3 separate regions of the Mus musculus genome follow, and all the other regions are linked to region 3. The links are chromatin loops, found by intact Hi-C in ENCODE. Cell type or tissue: left cerebral cortex. All regions are shown on one strand. Region 1 overlaps Trappc9 (trafficking protein particle complex 9). Region 2 overlaps Kcnk9 (potassium channel, subfamily K, member 9). Region 3 holds the start of Peg13 (paternally expressed 13).

What was found. Hi-C counts contacts between places; a loop is a spot of excess contacts. Peaks named below come from ENCODE experiments on the same cell type or tissue, not always from the same donor. Only the 100,000 strongest peaks of a DNase experiment are listed, where the experiment ranks them.
Region 1: a loop joins it to region 3, with 2.3 times the contacts of the local background. A loop is called at or near these places in 6 of 42 quality-filtered maps.
Region 2: a loop joins it to region 3, with 3.0 times the contacts of the local background. A loop is called at or near these places in 2 of 42 quality-filtered maps.

The regions. Positions count from the first base shown.
Region 1 is chr15:72,859,074-72,867,073 of GRCm38, forward strand. All of the region lies in intron 16 of Trappc9 (trafficking protein particle complex 9), which reads right to left. Among named protein-coding and RNA genes, the nearest start is that of Gm41343, 31 kb to the left of the region's middle. In left cerebral cortex, CTCF peaks have their summits at 766 (motif pointing left), 4,676 and 5,670; DNase peaks (open chromatin) are centred at 2,315, 2,770 and 4,488; H3K27ac peaks cover 323 bases.
Region 2 is chr15:72,513,996-72,521,995 of GRCm38, forward strand. The region is part of intron 1 of Kcnk9 (potassium channel, subfamily K, member 9); the gene reads right to left. Among named protein-coding and RNA genes, the nearest start is that of Gm24390, 27 kb to the left of the region's middle. In left cerebral cortex, a CTCF peak has its summit at 3,220; a DNase peak (open chromatin) is centred at 3,208.
Region 3 is chr15:72,805,838-72,813,837 of GRCm38, forward strand. The region is part of intron 16 of Trappc9 (trafficking protein particle complex 9); the gene reads right to left. Peg13 (paternally expressed 13) reads right to left here and starts at 4,487. Exons shown (of 1, transcript NR_002864.2): 1 at 1-4,487. In left cerebral cortex, CTCF peaks have their summits at 3,381 and 4,504 (motif pointing left); DNase peaks (open chromatin) are centred at 1,459, 3,311, 4,192, 4,510 and 1 more place; H3K4me3 peaks cover 5,501 bases; H3K27ac peaks cover 2,643 bases.

The DNA.
Region 1 (8,000 bases), 53 kb after region 3:
CCATCTGTCTGGAAGCCATGAATCGTCCCCTCACACCTGGTCTTTGGGCCCTTGATCTACTTCTAGAGCTGACGCCTGTCAACAGTGTCTAGAAGTAACTCAAGCCCCAAACCTAACACTGAAGTCCTGGTCACCTCTAGCCTGCCACTGCTATCAAGATCCTATCCTACACACTTTACCAAGTGCCCAGTAAGGAACACCCTACGACACCCCTCCACACACACCACTATGTGCCACCTTCTGCTCTTCGGCACTTCTGAAGTCTAACCACCCTGCTAAATGGCCCTCTGACCTAGCACTGCACCTGCGGTGTGCCCTCCAGTCTGTTCCTTTAGCCCCACCTCCTTTGCAGGCCTCAAGTCCTCCCCCAGCCTCTCACTGCTCTGCTGACAGAGTCCCGCCTCCTGTCGTGGCCCCGCCCCAAGCACTCTGCCTCTCTTGCCAGGGCTAGAGCTTACTCATCAGTCTGTTCTCAGCTTGCACTTTCCTCCTCAGGAAATGAGGAGATACCCTAGACTAGGCCAGTCTACAGCCGCTCAGAATTACACTCCTCAAGCTTGAAATAACACATCGCTTGAATGGGACTACTGAGTCTACAGACGTCGTCTCCCCTACGGGAGACAAATCCATAGGCTAAAAGAGATGGCTCAGTGGTTAAGAGCACTGATTGCTCTTCCAGAGGTCCTGAGTTCAATTCCCAGCAACCACATGGTGGCTCACAACCATCTGTAATGAGATCTGGTGCCCTCTTCTGGTGTGTCTGAAGACAGCTACAGTGTACTCATATACATTAAATAAATAAATAAATAATAATTTTTTTTTTTAAAAAAAGGAAAAAAAAGAAACCATGGCTCACCTGGGTACAGCATACAGCTGACACGGAAGGCACCAAGCAAACCTGTCTATTCTCAGTGCATATTGACTCTCATGTCTACCTCTTAGAGAAAGAGCTCTGTCATGTGTTGACTGTGTCCCAGTGTGGTCCTGCAGCCCTATCAGAAGCCTCTATCCATTCATCTCACTCACACATCCTAAGGAGACATGCCCTCCTCAGAGCAGCAAGTTGTGAACATGGCCCAGGGAGGCTGTAGTGCATGAGGCCTTAGACCAACACAGACACGCAAAGAGGGAGCCATCAAAGAGCTTGTACCGCCATCACTGTGTATCATCAAATGAAGGCCATGGCTATGATCCCTGTGCTCTGGGAGAAAGGGAAGACTCATGAGACAACCTAGAGGAATACATGGATGTCTGCGAGGACCACTTCTAGAGCTGAGCATCTGAGAAACTGCTCTAGTAAATCCGAAGGGTAGTCTTATTTGTACTGATATGGAGTCCTTCAGCGCAGACGGATAAAGGGCTTCATTCTGCTAACACGCACCTCCCTCCTTTGTCGGCCAAAAGAGTAAGAGAAAACAACCACCGAACAAAGAAAGAGACAGCAAAGCGGCAAAGACTCCAGGTGTCTGCAGAGACATTTGCACACCTCTACAACAGCTCACTGGCGTTTACCATGTGTGAGGACACACACCCTTTAGATGGCCAAAGTAGTCAGAACCCTCCGAGCACAATGAGATGGCCACCGGCAGGTCTGGACCTGTGAGTCTGGCCGAAGGATAACACCCTTCACCTCTTCAAGACTCCATTCACTCTCTTGCTAATTGACGGGCGCAAAAGTCAGTGTAGGCGGGACAATGGTAGGGCTTGATCTGCAGGAAGCCCTAAATATGTGCTGTATATATATACCCAGGGCCTCTATCATATGACTTCTCTGATCTCAGTGATAAACACACTAAGCCAGCAGCCCTGGCTGGGGCGCAAGGAGGGTCAAGCACTGCATCTAACTGATGCTCAGCGGTATGCAACTTCACACCTACCCCTGCACAGCAAAAAGGTGCTGACACAGGCACTATAGCTGGCACAGGCTTCAGTGCTCTCTGGAAAGAGGGCCACAAAGTGCTGCATGAGGCTTCTTCTGTCGTCATGGCAAGCAAAATATTAACAAATTGTGTTTAATCTGCTTTCTTTCTAGCATACAAGTAAGAGGCCTTATAGAAATCTGGCAACGGCTAAATCTGCAGTAGAAACCCACTTTAATCCAGCTTTGCCCATGAGAAAGGAGGGCTGAGAGGCCAACCTCAGCTTCCTCCCCATTGTCAGCAGCCTTGAGAGCAAGAGGGTAGGGATTAGTATGAGAGTTAGAATCAGGGATGAAGGAACACAGTCACCAATCTGATATGGGGGCTGTCATGGCAGATCTAGAAGAGAGAGATGGCTGAGAAAATGTAAAAATAAAAAAATCGTGAAAGCAGAGAAACACACACACACACACACACACACACTGTAAAAACCCAGCTCCAAATGCAGGCATGAAACCAAGACTCTGCAGCAGCCTGGAGACACACTCCCTCTGCGAGTGAGCCTGCCTGCCTTCTCCCCTGGGACAGGTGGGCAGAGGAGGGATAAGGAGCCCACCAGGACTGATGGAGAAGTGAGCTTGGGAAGAGCACAGATGAGAAGAGCCAGCAGGCAGGAGCACTGGGCACAGCTGCCATGTGGGGGGCAGGGCGGGGGGAAGGGAGAGCCTGAAGGGCAGGGGTGAAGAGAGCTCCTCAAAGGAAAACCTAATAATCAGCCACTCTCCTGTTGATTCCTCCCCACTAAATTTAATCTCCTTCTCTCTTGTGTAAAATCCATACAGTAAGAAGCCAGCTTAGCGTCCTGCCCCTGCACACATGCCCCTGCCGTGTTCCCTGGGCTCCCCCAGTGCATGCTGAACAAAGGCGTTTTTCTGTCAGAGTCAGCTCACGTCCTTGTTCTGTTTTATGAATTGCCCTTTGTGTCTTAAGTCAGAGATATCTTTCCACACTAAAATACGTCTTCCTAGACCTTCATCCTTACTGGTCATGTGTCACACGGACAGATCATCATCAGTTAATCAAGTCGTCACTGCGGGGCATTTATGTTGCATCTACTAACTCTGGCTTTATAAATACTACTGCGGCCGAGAACATCATGCACGCAGCTTTGTACACCGGCCTATCTTATTTCTCAAGGTAAACTAACTGCCGAACCGTGTGGGTCAATACATGGTGATAGGCTAAAAAAAAAATGTCAAAGATATCTGTGTTCCAGTCTCTAGCACCTATTAGGGTGTACCATGACACATAAGGACTTTGCAGGAGTGACCAGTGAAGGTTATCTAGGTTGGTTTGGAATGCCATTGCCAGGGTTCTTGGGAGAGGAAGGAGGCCGGGAAGGTCAGGACTGAAAATATCATGCTGTTCATGGTGACTTGTAGCAGGAGGAAGGGGCTCTGAGTCAGAAAGGGAGGTCTGGTTAGATGCTGGAGAAGAGAATCGGTGTTACACACACACACACACACACACACACACATGCACACTCTCGAGTGCACACAATCCCACAGGGAGTTCTTCACATCCGAGCAGTACAATCTTCAGATCCACAAGATGATAAATCTGTGTTGTTTCCAGCCACTGGGTTTGCTACAACAATGAGAGAGCAGATACATGTTTTGTGAGCTTGCATGTTTATTTTTGAATCAAAAGGCTACTTACTCTCAGATACCTGGTACCAGGCCACTCTGGTTCTCAAGCAGCCCATTGGGGCCTCTATTCAGAATCCGGGAAGATGCTGCCACGGAGTGATTGGCACATGGTCCTGGGAGGATGGGACTGAGGTTTTCTCTGCTGTGCACCAAGCATGACCCTATGCTGCTCCTGCCTCTCCTCCTATAATGACAGGCAGAGACTGACTTCACGGTTTCACGGCTTAGCCAACTATACTTCAAGAAAGCCAGGTGACAGCCTGCTGTCACATTAAATCATTTGTTCACTGAAGAGCCACTTTGAGATCACCTGTCATCACCTAGGTGACATCCTAACACTAACGGTTCAGCGTGGACAAACAGTCTCTGTCTTCTGTGTAGCTTCTATCTCAGGGATAGAACTGTGAAGCTTGAAGCCGGTCTGGGAGCTGAAGGCCCCAACCACTCAATCTCCCCAGCATGGTAACCCACCCCAGCCATCTGAGACTCCCTCTCTGTCGCCCCCCCCCCCGCCTTTTCTCTTTTGTTCTCCAATACCTAAAAAAAAAAAAAAATCCCCTATTAAAAAATGCTTAAATCTTAAAGGCCTCAGCTACTTCTCACTAGAAGGTAGGCAGGAGGGCAGGGCACCCTGCAGTCATTAGCTGCAGAATCCCCAGAACAGCCTTACATGCAAAAGGACCTCAACAAGTTTCTTGAACTGTTTTTCAAAATCTATACCCTCTTCTCCTTATTCTACCGGTCGGTCTCTGAGTTATTAGGAACTGTGGGTGTCTCCCCTGCAAAGCCTTGCCTCCCACCTGCCTCTGAGTCATGTCCACCTTCAGCCTGGAGGAAGAATACGGAATAATATATAAGCAGCATTTCAGAGAGGAGGCTAGGACCTCTTCAGAATTCCACCCAAGCCATTTGCTACAGAAAGGGAGGAAGCTAGAATTCTCGCTCTGTAAACACAACGGCTGCCAAATACAAGGCATGGAAAGGGATGGAAACTGCAAAGCAGGTACCTTATCCTCATTTTGAGAGAGCCTTCTAGAAGGTGCGCAGCACACCTAAACCTTCTGTGAGCTTTCTATAAGGAAAGGCAGCCCTGTGTGGTAAGATGATGAACTGCAGTGCAGTGTGGTACCTGCCTGCTGCATTGCCTCCATCCCTGCAAGCCTGAGGAAACAGGCCTGTAAACAGAAGCATGATGGCCCTGTTCCCAATGCCCCTGCCCTAAGTTTAAAGCTCAGGAGGCAGACAGGCAGAGACACACACCACCCTGAGTTTCTGAAACAAGAGCCACGGGGGAAAATGTTCCTAGGACTCCAAACACATGCCAGGCTGTGTGGTGGCTTTCTGAGTGTGGAGTGTTCACTGTGTCCCTTCGTGTGTGTCCAGTGCTCAGAGGAGCATCCTGGCTCTGTCAGGTGCAGCTCTTACTATCCCTGACTCATAGAGGAGGAAGCTGAGGAGCAGAGGTGCCGATGGCTTATCTCCTGGCTAATGGCTGACCAGCTGCACAGTGCAGGAACCTTGTATCTCAAGCAAAGCATGAACCTGAACAACTCTGTCCTCCCCTCAGAACTAAGCCAGAGCTTAGGCACTTTGCATATGCTACCTCTGCTTACACAGCAGCGAGGGAAATCCGATCTGGTCCTGACCCACAGAAGCTGTAGCGCAAAGAGATCACGTGGCTTGCCTTAGATGACAAGGCTAAAGAGCAGTAGGCAATCTGCTCTCGGGTCCTCACTGTCCGAAATGCAACATCATTCAGTGGGGCCATATATAGCCACACTAGACACAGCGATCTGAACCGGGCAAGGTTAAGCCTCAGAAGGACAGAGAGAGGAGGAGAGGAAGCACGAAGAAACACAGAAACAGTGCACACATCATGGGATAGGCTGCCATGATGGTCACAGCAACCACACACACAGAGCCTAGAAGGCCTTCCTGACATCTAAGCCTGGCATCCTCGAATCTGAGGTAAAGGCGTTGGGTGATGTGCCTTCTCTGGACTGAGCCACACCCCAATCCTATGCACACCACAAGGATAGCAGCTAGGCCACAACACCACCTATCTGCAGTGAGCTGCAACCTCTCTCGTTAGACACACACTTGTACCACACGGCGCTGTACTGGACCAGCAGGATCCAGAGGAAACACAACAGTGCAAATTTCCAGTTTCCTGTGTTAAGAAAAATCAAATGAACCCTGCAGAGACAGCCATGGCCCACTGCACCTCTCTATACATGCATCTGATCCCCAGTCACATGGCTCCTCTGGGCTCCCCAGGGGACCAGCTGCTCTGCTTCTGTGCTGTCCCAAGAACCCTGACAGAGGCTGGTAGTGAATCTTCACTGCTGTACTCCTTGCCAGAGTCTCAGTTCCTTAAAGATAGTCCCTAACTCACTTGATTTGCATTCCCAGAGCTAAGTCCAGTCCTTAATAGGTAGGCAGTCAATGAATATTTAATGAATGAGTAAGAATCAGAGGCTACATTGTAGTGCACTATCATTACAAAATAATTAAATGGGGAGGGTGTTTAATATAATGGAGTTCTGCAAGAGACAGCAATGGCACCCACAGTGCAGTATGACCATTTCATGCCACTTGGCTGCACACTTAAATGTGGTGATGGGTAAATCTGGTATTATGGGTATTGTAACCACAATGTCTCCAGAATTTTATCCAACTCTTAAAATATTTTTAGTTAACATACAAAATCATGGGTTTCACTATAACATCTTCACACAGAATCATCATGTCTTACTCAGATTTGCCTGAGTGTCTCCTTACAGCACAAAGGAGTGGCCTGTCTCACAGTGGCTGCCTTCCTAGCTTGGGCTGATGGCTCCACTCTCTTCCAGTGCCCACAGTGGAGAGGAAGCAGCCCCAGCTCGTGGGTGTCAGACCCTCTGGGTGTTGCTGCCTCTCTACCACCCTGCAGACTCTAAGCCTCATCGGATGCCATTTTAGCACCAAATCAAGCACCAAATGAGCGGTGGCTTTGCTGGGGGGGAAACGGCAGGAAGGATGTGGGCGGCAGGATGCGGGGACAGCAAATGCTTAAATGAAAGTCAACCCCAAGGGACTTGTCTGAGTCCTGAAAACCAGATGGGTCTGGCTATCTATACAGAATGCACCAAGCTTTGCCGTTAGTCATTATGGCCCCGCCTTCAATAAATCTCCTTTCAAGGATTGGAGAAGGGGGCACTCAGATTATAATTACCAATTCAGACCTCTCAGAATGGAGAAGGTTGGTGCAAAAACCTATTAACTCTGGGTCAAGAAGAAACAGGCAAAAAGAGAGCTGACTTGGAAATTACGGCAGGGTGGGGGTGGGGGTGAGTAAAAAAAGAGGACGTAGGATTAATTTTAGGATTAATTAACAAGTGCAAAGAAATTTTGAGAAACTAAAAATACCTTAACAAAAAGCAGAGCAGCTAACTTAAATTCTTAATGAACACAACAAATGGAGAAGTGAGGGAGGACGCACCCTTTAAATATCCCTCATCAAGGTCTGTGGCAGCACAGTTACCTCACATGCACATCTCAGGGCGCAGGGCTCGTGAGCCAGAGGCTCCAAGCAGCAGCGACGACGGGGACTCAGCCACACACTTCTAAAACTCCCCTCTCCTAACTTTCGAAACCAAACTTCAGTGAGTGGCTTTGCTTCGTGCTTAGCTTCTTCATCCCGGTGACCATTCAACACATAAAGCGTCTTTTGCCTATGAAACTTCTAGTAACCCGGTCAGGTCATAAAATACCACACTGGTAAATTCAGCAAACTCTTTACACGTTCCCCTCCCTAGATTGTGCTGTTTCTACGGACTGTCCTTTGCTTTCTGTAATGTCTTTTTCGTCTTTGGTCTCTCCCAAGCATCTTTGCAAGTCCTCCGATACAGGGGTCAGCAAAATTGCAGCAGTAGCCCCGTTTCCTGTTCCAGAGTCTCCTTTGAGTGGCTGCCTCAGTTTAGGGAAACTTCCCTTATCAAGGATAGCAGTTCTATGTCTACTTCTGGCTCACACTCATTTAGACAGCAGCCACTGCCCTCTAAGACCTGCCTGGGTAGCACGGCAGCTGCAGACAGCTGCAGAATGAGCACATCCACCATGCCCCGCCCTCCAGAGCCACCAGATGAAAACAGAATCTCCCCTGCCTTGGCCTAATGGTCCCTAAGACCTGTCAATCACATTGCCACAACCTTCTTCTGCCCCACTCCAAACCATTCCAAGCACAAAGTTCAAGTTCATGTCTTGTCTCAGCTTTCCCAACAGCAGGTTCCAGTCTCCTCCCTGCAGTCTGCTGTAAGTGCAACCGTAATTCTGGGGCGTGAAGACTACAAAGCCTCCGTCAGTCTGGCCCTGGTGGCAGCCTTCAGGTCACATTGTAAGTGTGAGTACAGTATGAACTGAGTGCTGGAAGTAGTCTCCAGTGCTTCAAGTC
Region 2 (8,000 bases), 290 kb before region 3:
AGTAATGACTCCAAGCCCACAAACAAGAAAGCCAATAAGTGATTTAGCAGGTGAACTAATATCACATCTTCAGAGCCGGAGCCTGGTATTTTTGTCTACCAAGAATGAGGCTAAAAGCAAGAGTCAAAATTGAAAGAAGTCATGGCAGAGCAGGAGGGACTTTTCTGTTGTTCACTTTGTTCAGGGATGTATCCCCACACCTAGGCAGTGTCTCTAAGGTAGAAAGTTGATCTGGTAATAGGATTTAACCTTGTATCAAGGGTAACCTTGATAGAGAGAGAACACACAGCCCTCAAAGACCTCAGTACCAGTTTCATTCTAGTACAAGTTCTGAAATGAATATTGCCCAGAAAAAAAGAAAAAAGAAAAATATATCATGGAGAGTGTTTGGACTGGGAATTTGGAGGCTAGAATTCAAACCCTGCCCCATCAAGGAAGGTGACATGTATGCTTCCCCAAGTGGCATGCTCATGGTCACATACCACCATTATTATGTTACATCCCAGAGAGTCTCTGTCAACTGACACGTGGGATGATGATGTCTCTAGGTAGACTGTTGGGCAAATCTTCTGAGACCAGAGACCTAATAGAACCTACCCAACCCTGTTCTCCCTCCCACTCCTGTTTCTATTCTACCCACATTCCTCTGCTGTAGTTTTTCACCTTTCCAGAAGATGTGGCCTCATTCTCTCTAGTCCCCAACCCCTCCACCCCATCCATTACTGAACTCTGTTGTTTCAGATACCCCTCGTCCATTACAAAGGTAGATACAGGGCATGATGCAAAGTTGGAACCAGGCCAGAGTAGGGAGGCAGAAAAGCAGAGAAGGACCTCAATGTATATTTTGATACAAATAACCCAGTGTGAAGAATGAAGAGAGGAAAGGATTGAAAATAAGCACCACAGAAAGCTCCAGGGACAAGGAGATATTCTAGAGGGAAAGATAAAATGAAAATGAGAGAAATAGTGGCTTCAAATCAGCCACCCTTGGTAAAAGGCAGATTGACAGAGTTGGTTATCTCTGCAAACTTAAGAAAGATAAATGTAAAGAAAACCACACACCAGTGATGTTAAAAAGAAAGCTAAAGAGAGACCTGCTGAAAGGCAGACAGGAAAAAAAAATGACACAACTGATTCTGCAAGGCCAACACCTCTTAGACTACTGATATCTAACCATAAACAATGAAGGCCGAGAAGCAATTGGAGCCATGTCAATAAAGAGTCAGGGGGAAAAAAAACGTTACCCCAGAATCCCCTGTCCTAAGGAAACAATCTGCATGTTCAGCTTTTCAAAGCTGGAGAGTGCAACACCATCAGATCAGCACAGCATACCTACTGGAGGAGGGAGCTCTTCCCCCAAAGAAGACAGCAGATGAAAATTTAGGACTTCAGGGGAAAAAAAATGAATCATGTGTTGAGAAATATAAAATGCACAGATGTTATTTCCTCTCCCCCCTGCACGAAGCTCACCTGCAGAGCAGACACCAATGGATGGGGTGGAAGGGTTGGGGACTAGAGAGAATGAGGCCACATCTTCTGGAAAGGTGACAAACTACAGCAGAGGAATGTGGGTAGAATAGAAACAGGAGTGGGAGGGAGAACAGGGTTGGGTAGGTTCTATTAGGTCTCTGGTCTCAGAAGATTTGCCCAACAGTCTACCTAGAGACATCATCATCCCACGTGTCAGTTGACAGAGACTCTCTGGGATGTAACATAATAATGGTGGACTCAATAAGCACTTAACAGTTCTACCTGGGATATACTTAATGTAGGAAATAAACATAGCATCATATGACTCAAAAGCTGAGTGCTGGGTCCCCTTATCTGTCACTCATGTTCTTCAAGGATAGTTCAAAGAGTGCTCCCCAAATCCTCCAATAGAAGCTTTTTTTTTTTTTTAAATTCAGACAAGCTCTCACTCTCTAGTACAGTATGCCCTGGAACTCACTACATAACCTTCCCTTGAATTTACAGAAATCCTCCTGTCTCAGCCTCCCAAGTGCTTGGATAACAAGCATGTGCTACCACTCCAGGCTCTCGAAAGCCATCTTTGAGTTCACACTACAATGCAGTCTTGCCCAGAGGTCAAAATTGGTCCCTACAGCGGGCCAATTCGTCTTGAAGCTGATTGACCCCTTAGGGAGAACAAGTATCCTCCATTCTCCAGCCTCATTTTTATGCTTGCCATGTTTACTGTGACTGCTTACTGGTGCCAGCTAAGGGTGCAGTGCATAGAGAAGGTTGTGTTGGGGGAATTTGCTGCTGGAGAGGAGTAAAATATTTATAAATGGCAGAAAGGGGGTTCTGACAATAGGGATTAAAACAGGCACAAATCCCAATAAAGAATGACTCAGGGTGGCTTTGAGAAGAGATATGCTAGGGAAGGGAGCTAACCTTGGCCCCTTGTGCTTCCAAGATGGTTCCTACTTCAGCCCATGATGCAGCTAGCCTCCCATCTATCCTCCTGTAACTTCCTAAATTAATTCTCTAAACCTTTCTTCCCTTTTCTGTAAAAAGGACATGAAGTGAAGCAATCTCTTTATGTTATCTAGCGTTTTATAGTATGCTTTCCTGCATTTAGTCTTTCCTCTGGAAGAAGGTATCAATGTTTGTGGCATTCTATGCTAAGCCATTGCTTATTCACAGGGCCCTCTGTGTTCTGCAGAGGGAAATCCCTTCATGTGTGTTTTTCCTGATTCCCGGGGCGGGGGGTGGAGAAACAGGCTTCTTTTAACTTTGTATCTTAAGGGAACAAAGGGACCCCAAATACACTTTTTAACACGGAAGTGTGCAAAGCATGAATTTCTCATCGAAAGTGGGCAAAGGGAAGGGCTGAGATGTCTCCCATCTGTAAAGGGGCCACAAAACCCTGTCTCACAGGGCAATGTTGTGCTGCTGAGGCACCTGTCAATGCCCAGGCTGTGATGTGAGTTCATGCCAAACATGAAGATGCCTGGGGTGGGACACATTTCAGCCCCCAAGTATCTCAGACTTGGGTCCACAGCATCTCCATGCTTTGAAGAAAAGCTGGCGTTCCCTATCCTCCTCCATACAGGATTGGACTCACAGCCTCTCACCCTGCTTTTAAGGAAGGGGGATGGGGGCTCTCCTCCACACTAGCTTACTTTCTACAAGCAGCGGAGGAAATGCTGTCCACAAAGAGTCCACAGGGTGGCAGAATGGTGGAAGCCTTGGCCTGTGGTCTCTCTCAGCCTGCCACCAGAGGTGCAAGGGTGCCCTCTGGCGGGTGATCTGTCACTGCAGAGCATGAATGCAAGCATAGGTCCTGACACCTGCCCAGGTTCCCTCCTGGGATGAGTCCAAGAATCACGAGAAAAAGTCACTAAAGTGTCTTTTTTTTTACTGGCAAAACATATGTTACCTGGTGGATTTTTTTTCTCTCAGAAGGTATCATCAGTCAATGGAATGTTGGCAGAGATAAAAAATAAAACTAGTAATGACCAGTGTTTACTAATAGCATGAGGTACCAGGAACTAAGCTAAAACCTTTTTACACACAATAACTCATCTCCTGGGGGAAACAGGGGGCCCTTTCCAGGTAGCCAGTATTCTCCTCTACATGGATGTGGTAGTGTTCATGATCTTGGGCTTAGCATGATAGCTTCCTAAGCTCCCATGTCAGGCTGATCTGGGCCTTGATCCTAATTTATCCCCCGTTGTCAGCCACACCCACAGTGCAAATGAGGTATCCACATTGTCCCCCTGGGTCAGGAAATCCAGGTTCTCCTATTGGTCTTCTTGTTGCACCCACATAAAACCTTCCCTTCTGCCACGCTTTCCTGTATTCTCCACCATCCAAAAATCTCTGCAAAAAAATGTGGAGAGACAAATCAAAGACTCATAAGAAAAAATAAGGGTAGAAAGCTGGCTGATGTTTGAGAAGTCTGTGATAGGATAAGAAAATCAGTAATAGTTGGAAGCCACCAGGACTTGGGTTGGGATGGTTCAGTGGGAAGAGGTACATTCCCTCCCTCAGCTAATAGTGTTAGGCTCAGATGGCTTCAGGCCAGTTATAGTGTAGCAAGACTTGTGGGTGGTCAGAGGTAAGCAAAGCTCTGACCTTGACACAGGGAAACCTCCACACTTTACAATATCATCTCTGATGATCTCTCTACAAAAGTCCATTCTAGAAGCTAGCCTGTATTATTTGCACTGACCTCTGTTTTGCTTGTGTGTCTCTCTCCAAAGAGCCACGAGAGCACTGGATTTCCAGCCTCCGGATGAAGACTTAAGTTTACAGCCTTGCTATATGCTGGTTTATGATGCAGTGTCTCTTTGTAGGCTGTGGTAAGGCAAGGAGTTGGATAGATTCCCAGGGTGGGGCAGAAAGGTCCCCAGAGGTAAGCATCTACCTATTTGAGCTTCTTGGTTGAAGCTTCACAGAAAGAAAACCATGCTCAAGTGGAACATTGTCCTTGATATCCTTCCCCCAAAAAGCAAGGATGACAGTTGCTGGGGTGGACACTTGTGCATCTGTCACAGCTGATTCCCATCAACCAGCATCGCGAGACACCACAAGCAAAGGGTAGAGGCAGGCATTGCCAGGGGACGCATGATAACCATAATTGCTGCATGATAGCAGTTAGAGATGGATGATCGTAGCCCTAATGGACTTCTTCCATGTCTCAGCTATATAACCTAGGTAAGTCATCTAACCATGTAGGGGTGGAGACATCAAAACCCAAGCAAGAAAGGAGATAAAACTATCCCCACCCACCCAATCCTGATTATCTCTTACACTTCCAATTATTTGTAGTGTCCTTTTTGCTTTTTAGACTTTTCCACTTTAAAAGTTACTGGCTATAGGAATAAAAATTCACATAATAGAAAGAAACAAGAGCAAACAGAAGAGAGATCAAAACTGATGAATGTCTATGTACCATCTTTCTGCTCAGACCTGGGAACATTTCCTTATGTTTCCCAAATCCTATTCCTAAATACTTTTTCCATGACTGAGAGAAAACTTCACATAAGCAATTATTTAAAAATGCTAACACTAGTCTATTGCCAATAGCATTCTTCATAAGCATCATTTTTAATTCATCAGCTTCAAGTAGAGGCGCCACAATTTCTTCGCCTAAATAGACTAAATGTGGAATGTGTTGGATTCTAATTTGCTTCTGTTGCTAACAGTCATTTGTGTTTTGGCCAAAAGCACACAGTTCCTGGCCTCGGAAGTTTTATTCCAAAAGCAAAGGAGAGAAATCAAGGAAGTGCCAGCAAATGGGCTGAACTCTGTCCTAATACCAGTGAGATGTGTCCTCCAATGGCATGCCCAATGTTATTAGGTGATCACTTCTACTTCCTTGCCTTGTTCCAATAAATTATACTCAGTGAAACTAAGATGGCCACCATGGGTTCTCATCTCAGGGTGTTAGGGGCATGGGTGGATAGATGTAAACAAAACTATTCAAATCCGTAAGTATATAAAATGTTCCTGGGGGGGGGGGGGAACTGAAATAAATGGAAGAAACACCTTGGAGACACACAATGTTCCATGCTCTTGGGAGAGTTGGAGGAAGAGTAAAAACGGCAGAAAGATTATCTAAAGAAATAATAAACAAGACCTTTCAAACTTTAATGAAAATGTTGATCTGAACATCTAAAAAGCTTAACATAATGACAAGAAGGATGAGTGCCTAGATTTAAATTACTGTAAGTGCAAGAAGACAATGATGCAATGTTAAAACGAACAAGGGAAAACCAACTCATTGTTAGGACTCCTCAATAAGGTCCATGAGTGACTCTTATTCCAAAGCAGAGTCCAGAAGACAATGGAATGACATGATCAACATGCTGAAAGAAAATGTCAACCAAGGATTTCATATCCATTTAAACTATCTTGCAAATTCAGGTAAATTAAAATGTTCTCAGACAGTGAAATGACATTGTCAAGGAGCCAAATGAAAGTGACAGTCAATCAAAAATTTTATATCCAACTAAACTATCCTCCTTTAACAAAAAACAAAAAACAAAAATAAAACCAGACACTAAGACATTCCTACATTAAAAAACAAAACTAAAACCAAAAGTATTCTTTGATAGCAGATTTTTCACTTCAATGATTATTTTTAAAAGTCTTTCTGATTGAAATGAAAGAACTACAGTCAGTAGTACAAATTCATGAAAAGAATGAAAGAGTGGCAGTAAAGGTAATTACATGTGTAAATATATAAAAGCATCAGATGGTTTTATTCATACCCTTTCTCCTTCTGTATAAAAGACAACCACTTAACTTATAAAACAGTGTTGAAGGCAGCAACTTAATTATAAAGCAATGAGAGATAGGTACATAAATATTTCACTTGTACAACAATAATGAGAGAAGAAATGGACCGGTTAGGGGAAAAAAAAACTTCTGTAAACCACTGAAGTTGTAAGATACTATCATCTCCAACTAGCTGGTTTTAAAGAGGCCCATTGTTATTTCCAGAGCAGTTACTAAGGAGCTAATTCAAAACACAAAAGAAGCAACAGGAGAATGGAAATGACACACTTTCCGGTCTACTTATCACAAAAGAAACCAGTTATGGAGAAATGAAGGAACAAAGGAACACAGAACACAAGCAGCATAATGGCAGATTTAACACCTTCCAGATCAGTAAGTACATTAAGTGTAAATTAACTACACACTCCAATCAGCAGTTGGAGGTTGGCAGATAGACAAAAACAAAACAAAAGCTACAACCCAAATGCCACAATCCAATGCTGCTCTCTATAAAATAAACACCTAAAATTCAAAGACATGAGCAAATTTAAATAAATAAAAGGATAGACCCAAGGCAAACTGCCCCCCCTCAAAAAAACAAAAAAAGCCAAAACAAACAAACAAACAAACAAAACCCAGCATGTCTGTCCTAGCACCAGATAAGAAATTGGGTCCAAAATGAATACTATCACTAGATACTAAATAAATAAATTAGTGAGTTTTTGAAGTAATAAAAGAGTTGGTGTTTCAAAAGGTGCCACAAACATAAATGTGCATATATCCCAAACAGAATGTCCTGATATGGCTACCTAAACCTTGTCCCAGACTCACCAAACAGCCACACCACTGAGATTGCCCTTCTCATATTCCTTTGAGGAGACCTGAAAGTCTATAATTTTTTTTTATTCCCTCTCCAAGGTCCTGCATAGAACATTAATCTAGCAGGTGCTTTCCATGCTAGACAGGAGCCACAGAGAGCTCAACTCTGGACCTCTGGTCACTCTATCCATGACTGGCACAATGTCTAGTGACAAACAAACTTGATTTCTCACCCCTTATTCTCCAGGGCCCAGAATGGGGATGTATGTGTGTTATACATGTGTGTCCAGTCCAGGATGGGATGAGGCCATCACAAATCAGCTGCCCTGGAGTGGAACCTAGATCCTGTTTCTTCTCTGGGGTGGCCATGCTATTCCTTTGGTCTAACAATTACCAGAAAGCCTGATTCCTTTTCTTTCTCTTTCAGGGCCATGGTTTCACCACACCAGTACATTAATTCTTCAACAGTCTCATTACACTATTTTTATGTCTTCTCTGCACTCCAGCCTTGAGGTTCCCATTGCACCATTTCCTCCTCTGGAGCAGGCTACCAGAGAATATGAAGGTTGCCACTATAGCAGATAAGAAAAACCCAAACCCAGAATTGCCATGAAACCCAACTACTCCAGCCCTAAGAACATAACCAAAAGAGCAGGAATCCTGGTAATAAGTATACATACATGAACATAGACACATTCCTGCCCAGAGCTAGAAATCTCCAACCTCCTCAAAACCAGAAACATACAAACAGAGTGTGGCATCTTTTAGTAGAATAGCATCTTGCTGTAAATTAGAAAGAAAAGCTAATGCTCACTACATGTGTGAGCCCCCAAAATACCCTGTTAGTGAAGAAGCCAGATTCCAAAGGCCAAGTATCACAGGATACCATTTATAATGCCAAGCTCCATAGAGACAGAAGATGAATTCATGGTTGTAGGGGTAGAGGAAGAGAC
Region 3 (8,000 bases):
CACTGACTGGATTATAGGTCAGCAAAGCCTGTTGGAGGGAAGGGAGGAGGCAGCCTCATAGCTATAGACAATAAGGTGGGCATGTACCCACATATTCCTTCAACCTCTTCAGCTAGGATGAGCTAGGGCTAGATGCCAGCGGGTGGGAAGGAGCGGGACAAATGTGGGGGCAGAGGGAAGGGTTTGGGACAGGTCATAAACAGCTTGCCTGCCATTGTAAGGACTGTGGGGTCTATTCTAAATAGCTAGAGAGGCACAGCTGGGAAGTCTCACTTTGGTTTGAATGGGATTACTATAAACAACAGACTATTGGGGAAACACTAGAAACTAGTTAGGGGGCTGTGGAGGCAACCCAAGCTAATCGTCTTGGGAGGGAAGAGTGTGGCTACAATACATGCCTTGCCGCTGGGTTATCAAGGTTATATGGTTCTGCAGAGACCTGGCTGAGACAAGGAGGCAGCCTTGTAGCTAGCTAAGGAAAAGCAGTTCAGAAGGAAAAGCTTTCACAAAGACAGTAAGGTGGGCATGTTCCCATCTACTCTACAACCCTGTTCAGCTAAGATGGGGTAAGGATAGTGCCAAAGGGAGGGAAGGGGGGGGTAAAGGCACAGGGGTGGGGTAGGGGTAAATCCAAGGCTGCTAAACACTGGGAACATTAAAAACACAGAGAGGACAGAAGGTACTAGAGTGCTAAGCACAGAGAGGAAAGAGAAGAGTTAGACACGACTCGGAGATATCCGAGACTGGTGTTTTCTTTAACGGATCCTGAGAAGACTGGAGTGGAACCTGGTTGAGTTCTGAAGGGACTGGGTACAGGAGAGGATCTGCACGCTGGAAAGTAGGCCTGTCTGAGCCCCCTTGGAGCTCCGGCCGTGCGGAAGCCTTCTCCTCCAGTCAGTACTGAAAGCTGAGTGTGCCACAAGATCCTTGCAAGTGTGGCCTGGCAGAGAGGATCGGGCAGCCCCGATGGGTGGGAGCCCAGAGAGTCCCTCACTGCTCACAAGCAGCAGCTATCGCTGCAAACCCAAGCCAACAAGACGACTCCCAGATCCTCCCCAAGCGATGTGATCAAGACTGCTGTGGTCCTTGGGGTACGCTGGGAGTCCTGCTGCAATCCAAAGAGGAAGGCTAAACACCTGGGTCCTTGGTGCATCCCCCCGATACACACACACACAGCCATAATCCAATATATGCAGTTGGCAGAGTTACAAAAACACCTGCCCGGTCTTCAGTAAACACCCCAAAGTACAGCATTCTTCGCTGGGTAAGGATACCCAACCATTTCCTTGGAGCTGAAGCATCCATCCTAAAAGCCACAGCATAAAGAAAGCCAACTGGTTAATGAGTCTGCAGGTTCTCTATGTCACCATCCTATGCAGACATCAACCCAGGAACTCGGTGCACAGCCACTGCTGCCCAAACGAGGATGCCTTGTCTGCAGATAGCTCCACTGTGCCTCAGCAGCGTGGCAAGGACGTCTGCCTGGTCTCTTCCACACAGCCACAGCCATGAGAGCATGAGGCACCCAAGTGGAATCTCACTATAGCTCTGCACTTTCACCGTCTTTGGGGCAAGGACATCTGCCAAGGGGATCGGTGATCCTCACAGCCATCTATAAGGCAGTGACATCAGGTCATGCTGCTCCCTTGTAAGATAAGGATTGCTGGCCGGGTCCTTGATCAACCCTTGACCACAGGGTAAAACCCTCCACTGGCATCCTTGGTGCTCACTCAAAGCAGTGCCGTCGTCACAAAGAACAGAAATCCAAATACCTTTTGAATGGGACACAACATGGCTTCCTGAGGGCAAGGAAGCACTCCTGGGTCCTCCACATGTAGCAGCATCCAGACAGAAATTTGGCTTGGTTTGTTCACACCTTTGCTGTACCACCATACAAAAGACAAAGATGTCTGCCGAAGTCATCTCAGTGCCTATGGCACCCACCCCTGCAGCCACAGAGAGGTGAGATGCCCTTCTGAGTTATCATAACCCAGTGCTGCTGTATAAACCCCAGCATAAAGATGTCTGCCCTCCATCTTGAGGGTAGCAGTGCTGATGCAGCCACTCAGTAGGTGCAGTGAGCTCCTCGGGAAAACCATCCACGGTGTAAGAATGCCACCCCAGGCTTTGGCTGTGTGTATGCAGCTGTGACGAAGCCTGCATGGCTATAGAGCCTGTCTGGGTCCTTAGCATGCCACTCAGTGTGGCTATCCACAGAGTAAAGGCTCCACTGGGTCATCCCCCAACCCTCAGGACAAAGCCATCTGCCCATCTCCTTGCTGTGAGGCATTCTGTGGGAATAAAGTGCCCTGATCCGAACAAACAAATACATCTGTGACACAGGTTGGCAGGTTTGAAATCCCACCCACGTTCTTAGTCTGTAGAGTATGGACCCAAGAATGCAACTATTCACAGAATAAGAGAAATCCAGTGGGTGAGCAGGGCTCCAAGGTGACACAGTGCTGCACAAAGCTGAGGTCGGCCATCCAGCTTCCAGCTGTGCCTCTGCCTACACACAGAGCAAAATGACCCGCCCAGATCCTGGGGAAACAGATGCAGCCGTGATGGGCGCAGCCTTAACAATTCCAGATCTTAATGTGCAGCCACAACAATGAGGCTACCATCTGGGCAAGGGCGCTCCATTGTGCCTTCGTCCCCAAGATAAGGGTATCTGCCTAGATTCTTAGTATACAGCCAACACAATGGAACAGTAAAAGGACGCTTCTCACTGTGCCACCAGCTCCAAAATAACATCAGCCTGGATCCTTAATGCCCAGATGCTGCAATGTATATATCCACATGGTAAAGATGATCGCTCTTACCATACCCAACCTTTGTATGCAGCTATGGCCACAGAGTGGCCTGCGGGGTCTAAATACTCCACCTCCATTCCCGGAATAAAATCTTCTCTGATCCTTAGTACACAGCCACCACACAAAGGAAGGAAGGACGTTTCACAATGCCCTTATCCTTAGGGCAAAATAAATAAATAAATAAATAAATCAAAGAAGCCCAAATTTTTAGTGTGCAGCAGTCACAATGTAGTTACACTCAGGGTAAGGATGCTCAGAAACACCATCCTCGGGATAAGATCCTCTTAGGCTTTTCAAACGCAGCTGTCAAGATGCACTTATCCACAAATACGGGTTTCTGCTATACCAACATCTCAGGTTAAAATCCACTCGGGCACTTGGTGCTCAGCCACCACAATGCAGGCATCCGCCAAGTAGTTCAGACTCTGTTAAACCATCATCCAAAATAAGGATATCCATTTGATTCCTTAGTGCGCAAGCAGCAGCCATATAGGGTGAGGCACTCTGAGGTTATCTGTGCACAGCTCTGCTGCGCCACCATCCGCGGGGAAAAAAAATATCATGCAGAACCTTAGTGCGCCACCAAAACCATTCAAGTGATCCACCCTCTAAGGTTGCTTCGTTGGGTATCCGTGCGCAGCTCCACTGTGCCTCTATCCCCAAGGTAAGAACATCCGTTCAGTCACTGAAGTGCAGCCACAAATATATGTAATTCCCCAGGATTAAGATAACAAAGAGCTGTACAGGCGTTGGCTGGGTAACGGCATACGCCCAAGTCCCAGCCAAGCGTGGAGACCTCCATGGCTCATCATTGTGCTACAACCACAATGCGCCTATCCACAGGGTGATGGCGAGCCTCTGTGCTAGCGTCTCCAGGGTAAAAAGATCGGCCAAGCTCTCCGTTGCATCGCAAGCTGCAGGGTTCTGTGCTCGAAGGTATCTCAACGCTCGAAGGTATCCTCGCACGAACTGCACCGACACAGATATCTGGGCTTTTTCTGTGCCTCCTTTTGCCCATTCCTCGGTCACCACCACAAGTGAAAAACTCCCGGCTCCGCGGCAGTGTCGCAGGTCTTCTATCCAACCATTTTCAGAGTAAAGGCCGCGGATCTTCCCGGAGAGCCGAAGCTGGCCGGAGAGCCGCGGCAATGATCGTCTACATAGCACCAGCGCTTGGATGAGCTATCACACAAGGCCTAAAATCTCAATAAGATGGGCTAACAAGCCACCGGGTCCTCTTCGGTTCGTGGTCACAGAGCTGTAGTAAAGGGGTTCGCTCAGCTTCCAGCCGTGCCGCAGTCTGCAGTCTTTAGAGACGTCTGTCGAGATCTGGAATGCAGGCAGCTGTGACGCAGTCTGCTGGGCGAGTCCGCTCAGACTTCAGTGCGCAGGTGCGGCAATGCGGCAATCTGCTCGGTGGAGACACATTCTGCGGCGCCCTCTACCGGGTAGGAACGCCAGTCCACGAGGCCGGCAGCCCACACAATGAGGCCCCACAGTTGATCAGAATGGTTCTACTGAGGTAGCAACCCTTAGGGTATCGGTGCGCAGCCACACTGGATGGAGACTTGCAGCCTAAGGGTGCTCCACTGAGTTGGCAGGGAAGGCTATCCACACAAATACTCGGTACACCGCGGCCATGGCAGCAAGGCAGTCAGCGGATCTCAGTGCGCAGGCGTGGCAATGCGACAGAATGCACTTTAAGAATGCATTCTGTGGTGCCATCTAGCGGGTAAGAATGACTCTTGGTCCTTGGTTTAGGGGCACGGGGAGAGAGAGAACGTGGGTACCCCAATGGTGACTGGCGCACGGCCCCAGTGGTATAGCATCTACCTGGATAATCCATGCTGTCACACAGGGTGACGATCCACAGCCTAAGGACGCCCTGCCGGGTCTTCAGAGTGAGGGTGTCCAAGCAATAATGATATGACAAAAATGAATGTCCCACTATGTCTGCAGGGTGACGGTGTTCCACCTAGAACCAGGCTGCAGCAGCAAAAAATGCTCAATGTTAGGAACGTAGCCGGGTCCACTGAAGGCGCATGGGGAACATCCGGCATTGCGGTGCGGCGCAGCCCTGCCCATAGCTCTCCCTGCTTAGCCCCTCCTGTGAGGGAAATTCAGGCTGCCTCACTGTTGCACAGACTGTGAGAGCCATGGACTATCCTTTTGCAGTGGTAATCTGGGTGCCCCAGTGACAAGAGGCCAAGGGTGACCAGTGTACCCTTACTGGTCTGCCGAACCAATAATTTGATCCCGATTCATGTGCGATTTGCTAACAATAAGGACTATGTCTTCCAAAATGAGCTTTAAGAAGCTCATTGGGTTGGATTACCAGGAAGGGCCGGGCAACGGGGTTTCCCAGGGCTCACCGGAGGGCAATATGTGACGCACTAATAATTTCTAACCAAAAGCTGAAAGTTTAAAGTCCCACCTTTTTATATTTCTAAATATTCCAGCAATATGGCATCTTGTAGCAAGGAAGCAAAGTATTTTCATTTTATTTGTTGATCACGCTGGGAAGGGTGCCGCACGCAATGGTCCGAGGGAAGAGCCCCTGTGTCCCTGACACTCCTCTTCTTTCTTCAGTATTCACAGGGGAGAGCCTCATGTTAGTGAGGGCCACACATGAGGCAACAAGAGGCTAGGAATCAGAACCTTCCCTAAGAAATTGAGTAGAGATGTGTTTGTTTCTTTTTCTTTTTTTTTTCTTTCTTTTTTTTTTTTTTTTTTTTTTTTTTTGGATGTGTGTTGGGGGAGGGTTTTTTTGGTTTTGGGGGTTTTTGGGTGTGTGTTGGGGGAGGGTAATTTTATAACTATGTTTGTTGGGTCGCCTTCCTGCATTCTGGTTATCAGTTATTTTACCCCAATAAAATCTTTGATTGCCTCCTGCAGGGGTTGTTTGATTGACAGTAGGCTCCTTTTGTTCCACGGGGTTTTATATGCTAATTGTTAGTTTGCCTCTGCCTTCAGATCATGATAGAATTTAGTTAAAGCTTGCTATCATTCACACCGCCTTGTAAAAGACAAACTGTGTGGTTACTAATATAATTCAAAATAATTGCTTCTCTCAAAGTTTACAGCCCCGTGTTAACTTTAATTTTGAAAGTACTGGTTTTTTTTTTTCCCCCAGAGTACATGAGTGAAAATAAAGGGAAAAAAAGATGTACTAGATGTGTGTAAGTTTAATTGAAAATTCTAACCTGAGCATCAGTGAAATTGAAAACACTGTATATGCGTCAAGTCAGAAGCTGCATTGGCATATCCTGAAAATAAATGTGTGCTCATTAAATAAAACACAGAAAGCCAAATAAACAGGAGAATAGATGTGCAAAGAACACACTTTCTGCAGTGCTAACCAAGCTTATATTCCCTTGGTTTGGTTTGGTTTGGTTTTACCCAGGGCCAGTTTTACTTCTCTCCTCAGTCTTCGGATCATGACAGGGTAAAGCTGGGATGGAAGGAAAGGCCCTGTATACGCAGAGAGGCCTTCTGAGGAAGCCAAGCCTCTTAGTAGCAGAAGCAGGAGAAGAGACTCATAGGACATTGAGGTGAGTCTCGCTTACATGGATGATACACTTTGAGGGGTAGTTCGGTGCTCTTTGCAACCTGCACAGTGTGGCTGGATCCCCGTGTCCATTTCATTGAGTTGTGGGATACAGAATGTTTCTTCAGAGCCAGCATGCTGTCTAGCTTACCAAGGGGACACAACCAATAGAAAGAAAAAAGAAATTGGGGAAAAAGCAAACAGCCAGAGCAATATTGGTGAAAGGACCCCCAACAACCCTCTGCTACACCTCTCCCAATCCTACATGAGTCCCAGTGCAGACTGATGGCAGAGGAGAGCAGCTCTCCACTGTGCTTACCGCAGGGACTCCCTCCCTTCTTGGTCTAATCAGTTCTTTTCTGGACCACTAAGGAGAGTTTAGGAACCTCCTTTTTACAGAAGCATCTGGGATTCAATACTATAGGGCTATTTCTGCACGTGTAAGCCAGACTAGCAACTGGACCTCCTCAGTGGATCCTGGGGAATGTCGGGGGTTGGGGGGAGCACCCAGAAGCAAGGGCAGGTCAAGAAAGGAAGACATTAGAGAGGGGGAGATACATGAAGTGAAGGACACATCAAGGAGACACAGGTGTTCCTCAAGGATACTTCTCAGTTGCTATAGACACACACACATGGGCCTCCAGTGATTTATGAAGATAATAGGTTCGTCGTGGGAAGGGGTGTAGGAGAGTTACAGCAGCTACAGAGCCAGGTGTGGTGGCACACACCTATCACCCCAGCACTGGCTGAAGTAGAAGTTCATGTTCAAGGCCAGCCTGGACTATAGAACAAGTTTGAGGCTAGCTTGGACATATAGTGTGACTCTCCCAACAAGGCCATAGATCACTGATGACTTATTAGCCAAGTTACTTAAAGGCCACAACTCTGAAGCAGGCAGCTTTGGTGAAGCTGTGTTTGGAGGGAAAGAAGGCTACACGCCTGCTCTCTGAGAGGGCAATGCTTACTTCAGCACTGCCTGACGAAGAAGCTGACGTGGTACTTCTTAGACAGCCTCACAGTACAGAAGCTCTGTTCCTTTCTATCCTCTAGGCCTTTGGGGAACAGTGCTAAGCAGCCATATGGACCAAGTTCAAGCTCCCATAGCTACCTCTGCCAGACTTGTCCTGCCAGTTACCTGTGCTACACTAGAACAAGGCTCCAACCCATATGTACTAAACTTGCTTGCACAGAGTCTCAGAAAGCCGTTAGATCATTTCTACCCTGCTAGCAAGAGGTGGCATCCAGACTGGTGAGAATATGGCTTACAGGGAATGCAAGAGGCCCTCTCCTCCTCCTTCTTTCCTTCCGCAGCACCCCACACCCACACCCCCACCCCACCCCACCCCACCCCACCCCCGCGTGCATCCTCTTTCCAACAAAGATGCTACAATGTTAGGCTTCCTGCTTCCTCAATGACTCAGTGACACAGGGATAATTAGTGACAGCACCCACAGGCTTCATTTGCAGATCTCCAGGGAAAGGGTGACTGCTCAAATAGTGTCTGACATGTAATAAACACTCCACGAACATATGGTAAATTGACAAATGAATTGGAAATTCATTCTGAGCAGTCAGCTCTTTGGAGCCCTCAACTAATGCTACTGAATCTATCTCCTCCCTGCCCCCATGTCACTAGGCAT